Regions from separate parts of the Homo sapiens genome. Here all the other regions are linked to region 3. Evidence: chromatin contacts called from ENCODE Hi-C data. All regions are on one chromosome and are shown on one strand. The core of a region is the stretch at or near the end of the contact, and the rest is flanking DNA. Distances in the headings are between cores, read along the strand shown.

What was found. Hi-C counts contacts between places; a loop is a spot of excess contacts on that map. Pooled maps may share reads with other maps.
Region 1: a loop to region 3 is called in a pooled map, with 4 times the contacts of the local background. The contact joins two enhancer-like sites. A Hi-C loop is called at or near these places in 2 of 50 pooled maps.
Region 2: a loop to region 3 is called in a map with no recorded cell type, with 11 times the contacts of the local background. The contact joins two enhancer-like sites. A Hi-C loop is called at or near these places in 2 of 37 single-sample maps with no recorded cell type and 5 of 50 pooled maps.

What each region holds. Positions count from the first base shown.
Region 1 is chr2:8,800,825-8,805,579 of GRCh38, forward strand. It overlaps KIDINS220 (kinase D interacting substrate 220), which reads right to left. Exons shown (of 30, transcript NM_020738.4): 8 at 2,106-2,303. Among named protein-coding and RNA genes, the nearest start is that of KIDINS220, 34 kb to the right of the region's middle. RefSeq lists an enhancer at 3,033-3,082. Within about 2 kb of position 3,312, at least 11 of the 41 ENCODE cell types and tissues checked have a DNase peak (open chromatin) inside an H3K27ac peak, as active enhancers do.
Region 2 is chr2:8,407,468-8,412,211 of GRCh38, forward strand. No RefSeq gene overlaps it. Among named protein-coding and RNA genes, the nearest start is that of LINC00299, 81 kb to the left of the region's middle. Within about 2 kb of position 1,449, at least 6 of the 41 ENCODE cell types and tissues checked have a DNase peak (open chromatin) inside an H3K27ac peak, as active enhancers do.
Region 3 is chr2:6,908,576-6,912,945 of GRCh38, forward strand. It overlaps GRASLND (glycosaminoglycan regulatory associated long non-coding RNA), which reads right to left. Exons shown (of 5, transcript NR_033997.1): 5 at 3,701-4,370. Among named protein-coding and RNA genes, the nearest start is that of RNF144A, 6.7 kb to the right of the region's middle. RefSeq lists enhancers at 1,181-1,230, 1,361-1,490. Within about 2 kb of position 1,341, at least 5 of the 41 ENCODE cell types and tissues checked have a DNase peak (open chromatin) inside an H3K27ac peak, as active enhancers do.

The DNA.
Region 1 (4,755 bases), core at 2,062-4,561, 1.9 Mb after region 3:
TGTGGCTGTCAATGAACCAAATGAACATTTTAAAATCATATAGTAAAAATATCTTGGAATAATGCTATATGACGAAAGCCATGAATTCTAAAAAAACGGAGCTATAAAGCTAAAACTATCAGTGAATCTACAGCCACATTCAATTAAGGGAGAAAGTTCCCCGAGCAGCATCCATGAAAACCTAGTGGATTTGACAGTTACAGGCCAGTAGTACATTAAGACTGACTCATTCCCCAGCATAAGACTAAGTTCACAACCTCATGAGGACATTGCTCTCCCCTGAAACTATATTCACCAAGCAGCAATCATTTTTAGTTATATCTACCTATACTTAAAATACTGGAAACAGCTATTTTGGAAATGGGCATAAATATTTTATTATTTACTGCTAACTTAAAAATCAGTTGTAGTCTTTTGTGTTGAATGAGCCCATGGGCTGCAGCTCAATTCAATCCTGAGTGGACCTTAAAAGTACTATGAAATAAATCAGGATGCAGGTCCTTAAGGGTTATTAAGTTCAGCACCATGCTGTAGTGTGTTAACTACCACATTTATAGCAGAAATAAACCAAAGGCAGACAAATTTTAGTTGGGAACATTGGCATTAACATGGGTGCAGACTAGTAAACTTCTTAAATGTGCCATCCACCATTCTAGGTACTAGGAAACAAGACAGACGCGGTCCTACCTCTGGAAGAATTTACAGCCTGGCAGAGAAGACAACATACAATAAACAAAAAATCATACAAACACTATGCAAATAAAATAAGGTAATGTTCTAGAAAGTGACTACCAGGTAGGCAGGGCATGATGGCTTATGCCTGTAATCTCACCACTTTAAGAGGCCAAGGCAGGAGAAATCACTTGAGGCCAGGAGTTCGAGACCAGCCTGGTCAACATAGTGAGACCCTGTCTCTCAAAACAAAACAAGAATTAGCCAGGCGTGGTGGCATGCACCTGTAGTCCCAGCTACTTGGGAGGCTAAGGCAAGGAGGATCGCTTGAGTCTAGGAAGTTGAGGCCACAGTGAGCTGTGATCACACCACTGCACTCCAGCCTGGGTAACAGAATAACACCCTGTCTCAAAAAAAGTGATCACGTAACTACTTCGGATTAAGTAGTTGAAGACCTTCCCGAGGAGGAAACCTTGAAGCTGAGGTGAGAATGACAAGAAGGAGCCAAGATCAGCATTCCAGACTAAGAGCACAGCTGCTGCAAAGGCCCCACAGCAGGAACAAGCTCAGTGCATTCAAGAAAGGGAAAGAAGCAAACATGGCTGCAGGCTATGAAAACTGGCAGAAGAGGGGTACAAAGTGGGGAGAGAGGTTGGGCAAAGACAATGTCATGTCATGTCTATAACTAAAAAGATAACATTCATCCTCAGTGCAACAGGAAGTCTTGGATGACTTTAAACAAAGAAGTACACACGAGATTTATTGTTTTAAAGATCACTCCAAGATCAGAGTGGAGAACCCAGTTGCAAAGCTACTGCTTTGACAGTAGCACCACCAGAGACAGTGGCTTCAGCTGGGAAGTGATAGTGGAATGAAGACAAGTGGACAGATAAAGGATTTGTTTTGGAGTAAAGTCAACAAAGCCTGCTGGAGGGCAGATGAGGAAAAGAGAGAAATCAAGGCTAATGCACAGGATTTGGGGCTTCAACAAGAGGCTGAATGATGGTACCACTTGCTGAGATGGAGAATGAGGGAAAGCAGGTTTGGGGTGAAAAAAGCAAGGCATCTGTTTTATTGTAAGTTTAAGAGGCCAATTAGACATTCAAGTGGAGCGTTCAGGTAGAGGTGGATCAGTAAGTGTGAGCTCAAAGAAGTTAGGGCACAAGAAAGCACACCTACAGTGACACATCAAGGTCAGTCACAGACTAATAGCACATGTGACATTTTCAATAACAACATTATTTGACAAAAATTAAAAAGGACATTTTTCAGAACTATTGAACAGTTTTTAACTTACTAGTTTCAAAGGCAGAAATAAACTTATTTTAAAACAAGTTTATGTCATGCATGAGAATCTTGAAAGGTAATAAGACACTAAGGTCACCTTTCATCCACTTCACCACTAGGAGACAAATGTGAAATAGATGACCTACCCTGTCAGGTATGTTCACATATGTTCCAGCGTCGAGCAGATCCTGCACAATCTCCGTATGTCCCTCCTTTGATGCAATCATCAAAGCTGTATTTCCATCTTTATCTGTTAAGTTTACATTTGGATTCCTCTTCAAAATTTCTTTTACTGACTGTGTGTAACCTCCTTTCACTGCCACAATAAGTGCAGTCATTGAATTCTAAAAACAACAACAACAAAAACAAAACAAAACGCAAGCCCAAGAAATTAATGTATTCTAGAAAATATATGATTTATGCCATAATCATAAAACTAATGTTTTCAAATAGGTGGCCTATTATTGTCATTTCCAATAGTAAAATGCCAAAATAAATAGCAAGAAACATACCAAAAATGGCTAGGAGGTATCTTTTGTTTTTGAAAATACATTAATGATCTTCAGTCATTAGAGCTATTATGAAGTTCAGTTATTTAAATGATAATCTGAAATTGGACTCATTTACAATAAACTAACTCAGTAATGAAGGATAAAATAGTTGGCAGGGTGACTATTTTAACACCTATATAGAATGTGTTTATATATAAACACATTCTAAATTAAATAATCCAAAGTCAGGTGAATCAGACTTCAAGAATTCTTTATAATAAAACCCATAAAAAACACTAAAGTAAACAATGAATTAATAGCCATGAGCTATTTCAAGAAAAGTGTAATATACTGTTTGGCTTTCATAGTAACCTAGAAACTACATTTTCAAAACCTGTCTTATTTTAAGTAATTCTTTTAAAAATTGCACATCTATTTTATAACAATAAATCAGGCCAGGTACGATGACCCACACCTATAATCCCAAAGCTTAAGGAGGCCAAGGCAGGAGGATCATTTGAGGCCAGGAGTTCAAGACCAGCCTAGGCAACATATGAGACTCTGTCTCTAAATAAACAAACAATAAATCAACTAAGAGAAGAATGTGACTCACTACCAGAAGTAGTATTAAAACTGCTTCTTGAGATGTTCATCTACTTCAAGCTGTCATACAATTTCCCTATAGAAATATTTTGGGTCAGCCCCCAAAATTGAGCTGTCATTCTCCCACATATTAAAATAACACAGCCTTTTCAAATTCTTGAGCCATCAATCATCACAGAAACAAGCCACTTGTTCACTTGACCAACTGTCCAGAGGAGGCAGGTGGAAGGTATGTCATCTGCAGCTGCCTACGGACTATGCTGCCTCCACCAGCACAAAAACAGGGCCTACGCCTTGAAGGTTTGCAATGAGTCAGCTCCTGCCAGTATGCAAACAGGAGGAACTGGTTGATAGTGTGCCAAAAAGTATGACATAAAGAGTTTACTCTTGTTTCACTATGACCCAAGATCTGGTACTGTCTCTTCTCAGAATCCTTTATGATCCACTCATGTAACATACTAATTCTATAAATAGCAGTCTGTATTATTTTAACTGTTTCTTATGCATAAATATTGTTTCTTTTAACCATATTCTTATAGGCTCAAGGGAAAAGTGATATCAGGCTTCTTCACCTCTCCAACACAACTGGCACAGGCTGGGGAATGAGGAATTAAAAATTGCTAATCAGTAAGATGTATCTAACCAGTTTTTAAGCTTTCTGGCTTCTGACAGCTGATTTCTGATTTTTAAAAATCTGTTCATTGAAGAGGGAAAATAAGGCACAGCTAAAAATATCCCAAAAATTACAATATTACTTTAAATTTTATAAGAAAAATATTTTAATGCAGCACAATGTTTTCCCCAATATTAAAAACCATTTGATTTGAACAGTTTATTAAACAATTTGTACTACGTATAGGAAAAAACAAACTCCATTTCACATAAATTCTTACAACACTAAATACTTCTATGACCAGATGTGTGGGGTTTTTCCACATCCATCAAGCAATCAATTCTGCAGCAGACACCAGCTGGGTATTCTCCAACTCAATTCTGACACTACCTACCTGGAGGTAGCATCAGACCCCACAGGCAAGTGTTCGGTGCCCAAGACTGCCCCCGCTTCCCATGCCAATGAAAGCTCAGGTTGTCTGACTGGCTGTAAATTGGAGCTCCCACAACCCCCTCCTTGGCTTTGATTGATTTGCTAGAGCAGTTCACACAGTTCAGGGAAGTACTATTTACCAGTTTCCATAAGGGATATTTTAAAGGATAGAAATGAGCAGGCAGATGAAGATACACATAGGATGAGGTCTGAAAGGGTCCTGAGCACAGGAGCTTCTGTCCCCATGGAGCTGCGCTATGCCACCCTCCCAGTACGGGGATGTGTTCTTGGCCATCTTCCTGGAAGCCCCCTGAACTCAGTCCTTTTGGGTTTTTATGTGGGCTTCATTATGAAGGCATGATTTATTAAATCATTGGTCAATGATGATCAATGCAATCTTTAGCTCCTCTCCCCTCCCCAGAGGTGGTGGGTTAGGGCTGTGAGTTCCAACCCTCTGAGCACATGGTTGGTGTCCCTGGCAACCAGCACCTCAACCAGTGGGGTTATCTAGAAACTTTCCAAAAATAACCTCATTAACATAAGCTCAAGTGTGGTTAAAAGGGGCTTATGATAAGTAACAAAAGACTATATTTCATCTTTATCACTCTGGAACTGATCCAGAGCTGTTTCAAGAACCCAGGACAAAAGGCCAAATAT
Region 2 (4,744 bases), core at 199-2,698, 1.5 Mb after region 3:
GATAGTTGGTAAAACAGTATTTCTGGGTTGCCTGGTACAGCGTTTCCAGAAGAGATTAGCATTTGAATCAGTGTACTGAGTAAGGAACACCAATCCTCATCAATGTGAGTGTCATCATCTATCCAATGAATAGAGTAAAAGGTGAAGGAAGGGTGAGTTCACTCCCTCTGCTTGAGCTGGGACATCCTTCTACTCTTGCCTCCTGACATTGAAACTTCTCGTTCTCTGGCCTTCAGACTTGAACTAAATTCCCCACCAGCTTTCATGGTTCCCCAGCTTGCAAAGGGCAGGTCACAGGACGTCTGGACCTCCACAACCCTGGGAGCCATTAACATTGTAAACCTCCCACGTGTCTATCTCTATATGTCCTACAGGTTACGTTTCGCTTAGAGAACCCTGACTAATACTGTATACTTCCCAATGCCTACTTTAATCCTCAAAAGAAAGCTGAATCTGATTCACACAGTTTTATTCAATAAAGATCTCGATGACAATGTCAATTCAGGTGATTGGAACAGTTAAAACTGAGCCAAAATGCTGTGTGACACTAAAAATCCAGAAAAATTTACAGAAAAAAAGTTATTTGTTATTATTTATTTATATTTATTTTATTTTATTTTTGAGATGGAGTATCACTTCCATTGCACAGCTGGAGTGCAGTGGCACAATCTCCGCTCACCGCAACCTCCACCTCCTGGGTTCAAGCGATTCTCCTTCCTCAACCTCCCCAATAGCTGGGATTACAGGCTTGTGCCACCACGCCCAGCTAATTTTTTTGTATTTTTAGTAGAGACAGGGTTTCACCATGTTGGCCAGGCTGGTCTCAAACTCCTGACCTCAGGTGATCCACCCACCTCAGCTTCTCAAAGTGCTAGGATTACAGCTGTGAGCCACTGCGCCCGACCAGCAAAAAGTTATTCTTACTCTGTTTTTCAATGCTACTCTATACCAAGCTGTAATGGGTATACATACATAGATTATAAAGCAATGAGACCCCTTGTTTATGTCCCACAGTGATGCCCAAGTTATCTGCGATATGCTATATTCATTGGTTAATGTGAGTACTTGGGGAGTTTCTAATATAACCTTTAATGTGTGTGAACAAATTGCCAATAAATCCCAGAATAGACTTTAAGAAGTCAGCATGATTTTTCCCTGTTAGATATCATCTTTAAAAAGGGTAGGAGAAAGTTGTCTGGAAAAAAAAAAAAAAAAAAACTTCAGCATGTAAATTAATTTTAAAATGGGCATGGTAGTTTTACATTTTGAAGATAAGAAGATTAACCAGAAGGAACTGAGAGAGAAAATTATCAAACCTGAATGGGGAAAAATGCCTGAAAAAATATAGCTGTGAAGAGAGCTGAGTCATTTGTGATAGAATTTTAAGGCCCTGCAAAAGTCCCGAACATGGTCACAAGTGGTTTACATAAATCCATGTGCCCTCTTCTTCGAGCCAATCAACTGCTCTCCAGCCCTGCGGCGAGTGGCATCGCTAGGATGAGTCAATGACACTGTCACACAGTAGAAAACACAGCCTCCTTCCATCTCCATGATGTGCTTTCTCACAACTTCATTAAACTGAACCAGAAATCACATCAGACAACATGGAAGAGTCATGGGATGACTTTTGACATGAGATTGAGAGACAGGTGGGTGAGACTTCAAGAAAAATGACACAAAGATAAGACAGTTTCAGATTCAAGATGATCTTACACTTCTGAAAACCCAAACATCAACGTCTTAGGGCCAGAAAGTAAAACTTCTAATGAATAGGATGTGAAAGTCGCCAGGCAGACTCCTTGCATTTCACCATGACACTAAATGAAAGCACAGAAAGTCCAGAAGCTAAATGAATGTGTAAGATTTCTCAGACAAGATCTCTGGGGTCGCTCTAATTATAACACCCAAATGTTGTTAGCAACAATAGAAAGAGCAATTTAGATATGTGATTTGGTGATTGTTTAAAATACATTTGGGGCTCTTTTGAGAGTTCTGAAATTTCCATAGCAGCTGCGTACTTCAGACCTGGTGGCATTTGGGGAAACACTTGTCAAATCCATACTTGGAGCCCAGGCTGCCTGGTGAAAACGGATTTTTTTCCCTATTGTTAAGTGAAAATTCCATGAGCAAAATATTCTTACATTGTGCCCAGTAGAAATGTACCTTTCCACTGAAAATATTACCCTAATGAGCTTGCTTGTAATGTTCACACTGGAAATAACAGAAACATGCAGGCCCTCCCTGTCTTTTTCTCTTCTATGACCTTCTCCTCCACTTTACTGACAGAGTATGAGTAAGCTGGCAGAAAATCAACAGGGACAAAGGGAACTACTGGCCTCTTGGTTACAGAGGGCCCTTTCGATACCATCCTACATCTACAATACACCACCAGTTTCCTCCTCCATGATGTGACGTTCTTTAAGGAATAGTTTAGAAGGGCCTGACTTAGAACTATGCCAACAGCTCTTGGCACCACTTATTTGCAGACTCTGGCCCAACTGGCTGAAATCAGTCTTTGCTAATTTATCAGCCAGCACAGGTCTCAGCTGCAGTTTTCAGCTTTGATCAAAGCTGAAGCCCATATCATCGTAACATCATGTGTGAGTCTGGGTCTGGATCAGCAGTGGCTGGGAAGACTAAGGAGAAGCACAGAAGGGACCCAGAGTATGGCTGGGCCACCTGCTCCCCTCATTAGGATGGGATGAAATAGTGCAGCTGATTGGCCCAGGGAGAAGGGGGTGTGGGCTGGAGATGGAACAGAGGAGGGTTAGAGAGGGGCTCCCAGGAGGCTGGAATTCTATCTCACCGGCTGCCATCTATTAACCTTGACTAAAGACCTGGCACTGGCCTTGGCACTTACAGATGGTTAGGAACCCAGCCCTCGAGGACTCAGAGACCAGAGACCGCTAGTTCTAATATAGGTCAGACCTGTAAATGCATGAATGGGGAAGAAATAATCAACAATGGGACTACAGAGAAACAAAGAAATATCAGAAGGACAGACTACAAGGATAGTTTAGCCGCAAATTCACCCAAAAACAGGGAAAATTAGAGGAGGAAAAAAGGTTCCAGGACCTTTTTTCCCTTCATTCGAATCCACTTATTAAGCACCTACTAATGCAACCATTTATTAAGCACCTTCTACATGCAAGACACACAAATATTAATAGATAGAGTTCCAGCCCTCCGGGACTTCAAGACACAAACACAAACAACTGTGGAAAAGATTGCATGGTAATAAGATATTTCCCTGTGCAAAGTACTGTGAGTGAGAGACCCTGTCTGGGGGAGGATCTGGAGAGCTTCCAGGAGAAGTTGCCATTCACAATGAGCCTTCCAAGGTGAGTAGGGCTTCAACTTGCCAAGATGGGAGGTTAGCTTTGGCTCAACTCTTGTAAGCCTGAAGTTAACAATGCCAGGTGCAGAGCTTTCTTCCCTTTCCTGGAGGTTTGAAGGGGGAGGCTCACAGCCTGCAGGCAGCATGGCCTGCATTCTCTTACGAGATGTATCTCTTTGAGATACGGCTCCTTGCCCTGCAGAAAAGTGCAGCAGTTAACTGGAGCAGCAAGGAGACCCGGAATTCTGGGAGACCACCGGGCAAAACAGAGGCTGACCCAACCCAGTGGCTCCCGTACCACAACTGCCCCATGGATTTCAGTTCAATTACAGGCTTCTCAACCTCCCTCTCTCAGTCCTCCTGTAAATGGCCCACACTGTGTCCCACCCACCGCTCTTCTTAACAGGCTGTGCAACCTCAGGCAGCTGCTTGAACTGCTCTGTCTCAAATTCATCCTCTGTAAAATGGAGACCATTAAAACCAGAATCTCATAGGGTCCCACTGAAGAGTCAATGGAGTAGTGCTTAGTACAGGATTTAGCCCAGAGCGAGCTCTCAGGAACTTTTGTTATATTTAATGATCATTTTGTACCTACGTGATCTCCACCACACCCACGACTTCGCCATACCCCCACATCCGCATCTGCAGCTCTCTTCTCTTCCCCATGGCCTGCCCTAGAAGTCTGACAGCCTTATGGGCATCACCCCAAAATTACAACGAACACCTCTAACTTTTCAGACTCCTCAAATTAATCGTCTTTCCTCAACTGTGCCTCCTTCTTCCTTGATCTCGGGGATGACATCAGCACGCAATGCTTCCCCAAAAAAGAACTCAGACACCAGCAAAGACTCGCCCTCTCATTTCATCCAATAAATAGATCTGATTTACTAGAACCTCTTGGCTGGATAATCTCCTTCCCCTTCCCAATACCATCTGGGGACTCGTTCTCACCTGCCCAGCCCCAGTGCCCCCAGGCTGGGGTCCCCAGAATGTCTCGCACACGATGGCCGACACACACGTCTGATCATGTCCATGTCCTGGTGAGAGCCACCCTGGCCCTCCATGGCTTTCCAGATAAGGCCTGTGCTGCGGTCGGCACCTGAGGCCCTCCCGGTCTCTCCTGCTTTTCTAGCCAGGCCTCCATAAATGTCGGCCTCACATTTAGTAAAGCATGATGGGTTCTCCATGAATAACTAGAATGGATGAATGAATGAACCTGCCACTTGGTGCCCTGAAAGAACCATTCCTCTGGCCATTCTGAACTATTAATATTTCCAATTCCCTCAACGTGGCACCCTTGAAGACAGGCCTGTGCCTGCTGCATACCCAGGCTAGCTGGCTCCCTGCTGGATTGTCTGCTTCCCAGGCCCTTCCCAGGTGGAGATGGTGGCCCTCGGTGCCTTCACG
Region 3 (4,370 bases), core at 91-2,590:
ATGCTCTGCTCTGTTTTGTGAGGGGTCCAATGTCGGCCTTCAAGTGGCCTCAAAAATCAGAAATACAGACATGTGTGAAGCAACTTGATATAAGACAGCACAGGGTGGTGGGAGCCAGGGTGAGCTAGAGAACATACTCCTCTTAGAGGTGTTCAAGTTTTATAAAACATGACACTCCCCAAATGAAATACCCCTGAAGATCTGACTTGTCTTATCAGATGCCTGTTTTCAAATTCAAGTCACAGTGCCACCATGACTATCCCTAATTTATTCAGTGGTATATCAGGCATTAGCTATTCACTGAAAACTGGTAACCTTAATCACTGTTCCTTGAAGGAAATATTTTTACTCCCTGTTGTAAAGACTTTGAATAGTTATTCATACCCCCTTCTGTGAACATGAGAAAATTATACTTTCTCACCCTCTTTCAGTTAAGCAAAGCTACTAATTCCGGCCAATTATGAGTGCATTTAACTGCTAGTACAAGGCTGTACAACATTTGCTTTTGGGTCCACAGTGATTACAGAGGAGGCCTCATGTTGAGATGGCTGAGTCTAAAAACAGGCAACCTTGATCTTGTGTGCTTATTGGGAGGATAGTATTGGAGAGACAAATACGGTCACAGCAAACTGCATATATGGGACAGTTCACATTTTGAGATTACTTGTTACTGTAACACAGATTAGCCCGTCCTAACCAAAATGATCCCATAACAAATAACATTCAGATTGTCTAAGGCTAATGATGGAGATACAATTTCAATAGGGGTTAAGGCATTGGACTTCATAGTCCCATTTCACAATATTGACCAAGATTTACATTCTCCCTGGGGGTGGCTCTACAACTGATGGAATCACAATACTCTCGGTCTTGGGGGAATGCGCCATTGCCTCCTACCACTGGACACACAATTCTTCTCTTAACTTAAACTATATGGTCCTTAAGGGTAGAGCGCATATTTTAGCAGCTAAAAAGTTTTGAGCCCTGAAGTGGGCATGCCAAGTATGGTGTTAAGTGCTTTGCATAATTTTTATTTTAAATGCTCAGAGAAACCATAGAAGAGAAGTGTAATCATCCTTCATTTCATTGCTAAGGAAACTGGAGCTGAGGGAGTCTAACTGAAATGCATAGCTAGATCTTGATGAAACCTAAACTGACTTTGGCAGCAAAGCCCGAGCCAAGCTCAGGCAGAGGGCTTTGTCCTTCTTTCTTCCAAACTGCCTGGGACTCAGCTTCTGGGTTTCTGGGTTTTATTTGTTGTTGTTATTTGCTTGTTTCAATCTGTGAAGCCTGCTCTCCTCTTGATGATTAGAAACTGTGAGTGCATGTCTTCTTTAGAGGAAGTGGCTTGTGGTCTTGCCCTGTGATCCTCTGATAAGAATAGGTTCTCAGAAATACAACCCAATAGACCAAACTTTCACACGAAGATATGAAATGAGAGAAGAAGGAAGGAGAAGACAGACTGATAGAGTTCTTCATACACATGCAAGATGGGGAAAGGAAAAAGAGGAATTTGCATTCTTTCATTGGACTATTACATTCTTTCATGTCTAATGCCAAACATACAAATATGATAATATAATAAGAGAGTAACAAAAGTGGTGTGAGCACAGCTCAGCAGAAAGATTGGCTAACCCAGGGGAGTGACAGAAATGTTACTAGAGGTGTCAGTGGTGCACTGGAGTTTAAAATAGTAGGAGAAGTTTTCCAGGCCGTCAAGGTGTGGGGATTTGATGAGAGTGTTTGCGTTTGTTATTGTTGTTGATGGTGGTGGCGATGTGTGTGTGTGTGTGTGTGTGTGTGTGTGTGTAGAAAGAGAGAGAGAGAGGAGTTTTTAAGTACTGTATGTATTTTAAGGAGATTGAATAATCTAAGGTGAGGAGCATTTAAAATAATAGCAGAATAAAAGTTAAATACTTAGAAACATACAGCAATGAAACAAAATGACCTCTAAAGGGCCTTTTAAGTATGTTTCCATCCAGAAAGGGTCTCTATAGCCCCTATTTTTATTTTTTATTCCCATTATCCCCCAGAACTTTCCATTCTTAGGTGGCATCCAAGATTCTGTCCATTCCTGCTCAAGCCCACCTGCCACCTTTATCCATAACAGATAAACCTCCTGGTCCTACCAAGCCAGACAATCTATTGTCAGGAAAATGTTTTATGATTCTCTTCTTCTGCAATCTTGCTGGAGCTCACTTTCCCCATCTTACTGTCTCAGGTCAGGTTCCCTGGGAAACAGACTCTGAGATGGAGGTTGGTGGTTAAGAGATGCTTAGGAAGGGTTCCTGTAGAAGAATGAGGACACAGGGGAGCTGGGATGCATTTGCTGGGGAACTCTGGGGCTAGGGAGCCCTTCAGTGTTGTCCCAAGGTATGCCAAGCGATTCTCAGAAATACAACCCAATAGACCAAACTTTCACACAAAGATATGAAATGAGACATATGTTATGTCCCAGGCAAGCGGTTTTGGAAGGAGTTTTGCAGGAGGCAGCTACCTTTGGCCAAGATTGATTCCTGGGATGTGAGCCTTCCACAGCCAACAGTCCCAGCTCACGGGATAATGACTGCCTTGGTTCTGTAGGGAATCTTCATGAAGCATTCAAGCATCCACCTTGCGATATATCACCTGAGCCCTGTTCAGTAGGTGGAATAGCAAGTCCTGTTTCTCCCCCATAGCTCTTTATTTTAAACCTCACGTGTTACCATGTGGCAGCATCCACTAGGAATGAGCTGTGGGCACCTGAGTTGTTGCCCAGGACACAGACCTGGATTGTGTACTGTGTTCCCCTTGCACCTATCTGCTACCTGAATTTCTTCCAGGTTCCCATCTTTTCCTAGCTCTTGGCTATCTGCCTCAACTGTGCTCTCATGTCTAAGACTGAATGACTTACTCTGCCTACCTAGTATTGTACTTGGGCTCTCCTTCAAGACTCAAGTACCTGTGAATTACTGCTACTCAAAACCAGTTTACAGTGAATGTGTTAGCTTTAGTTGTTAGTTTAGGCAAGACCATGCTGGCATAACAAATAAACCCTAAAATTTCAATAGCTTAACACATGCAGGTTCATGTTCTCCTGAGGATCATCCTACCAGTGGGCAACCCACAGATCCAGCTGACTCCATTTGGTGGTCCCACCACCTCAATATGTGGCTCTGTTATCACTGGGATGGTGATGGGCAAGTTCAGTGTCATGAAGGTCTTTCTCATTGCCTTGGCTCAAAAGTGAGGCTTATGTCTACAGTCTATGGAACAAAATGAGTCACATGCCCTGGCCTGACTGTGAGGGGGCCAGAAAATCTGGGAAAATGCATGGCTATTTAGTGAGCATTAAATGTTTGCCCACAATGAGGTCTGTCTGCTGTTAAATATAATCATTCTTTGAGACTTGAGAAAGCCTTTAAAAATTCTGTCAAGCCCCAAGGGCCATATTCAATTGATTACTATAGAAAAGCAGTGTAATAAAAAGTTAAAAGACCTCTGAATCAGCCTTCTGTAATATTACCATGTGTGCCTTGAGCAAGCAGGGATCCTGGATCTGGCATGGCCTCGGTAAACCTCAGTGTTCCCATAAGTGAAGTGAAAAGATCAGACAAAACTTTCTCTTGGGTCCTTTTCAGTTCTAAGTAGAATCTACGGAGCTTGCATTTGAGCCATGCATAGAAGATCCGGTTAATAAAGAACCACAGAAGATTCATTTCTTTCATTCAACAAATTTTTATGAAGTGCCTAGAACTTATCTTGCCATTGCTGGATATGATGGCAAACAAGAGAGACGCGTCTCTACTTTCTGGGAGAATGCTAGGAAAAATATCTTTACTTTTTAATTCACATGTTAATATTTTCATTTATTGTCATTTATCTTGCCACCTTTGTATAACACTTTTATTTTTATTATAACCCTTGTTCTCTAAGTTGCAGTCATGAGTAGTCACCTTCCATGCACTTGTATTAGTTTGCTAGGCCTGGTGAAACAAAGTACCACCTTCTGAGTGGCTTAAACCACAGAAATGTATCATCTCACAGTTCTGGAGGTGTATTAGGGTTCCTCAGAGACACAGAATCAATAGGATAGAGATAGATAGATAGATAGACTAGATAGATGATTGATAGATGGATAGATAGATAGATAGATAGGAGATTTATTATGGGAATTGGCTTACATAATTATGGAGGCCAAGAAGTCCCACGATCTGCCGTCTGCAAGCTGGAGACCCTGAAAAGCTGGTGGTGGAATTCAGTCAGAGGCCAAAGGGCGGAGAACCTAGGGGTGGAGTAGGGAGGGGGAAGCACGCTCTCATGTAAGTGCTGGAATCCTGAGGCCCGAGAACCAGGAGCTCTGAAGTCAGGGGGCAGGAGAAGATGGATGT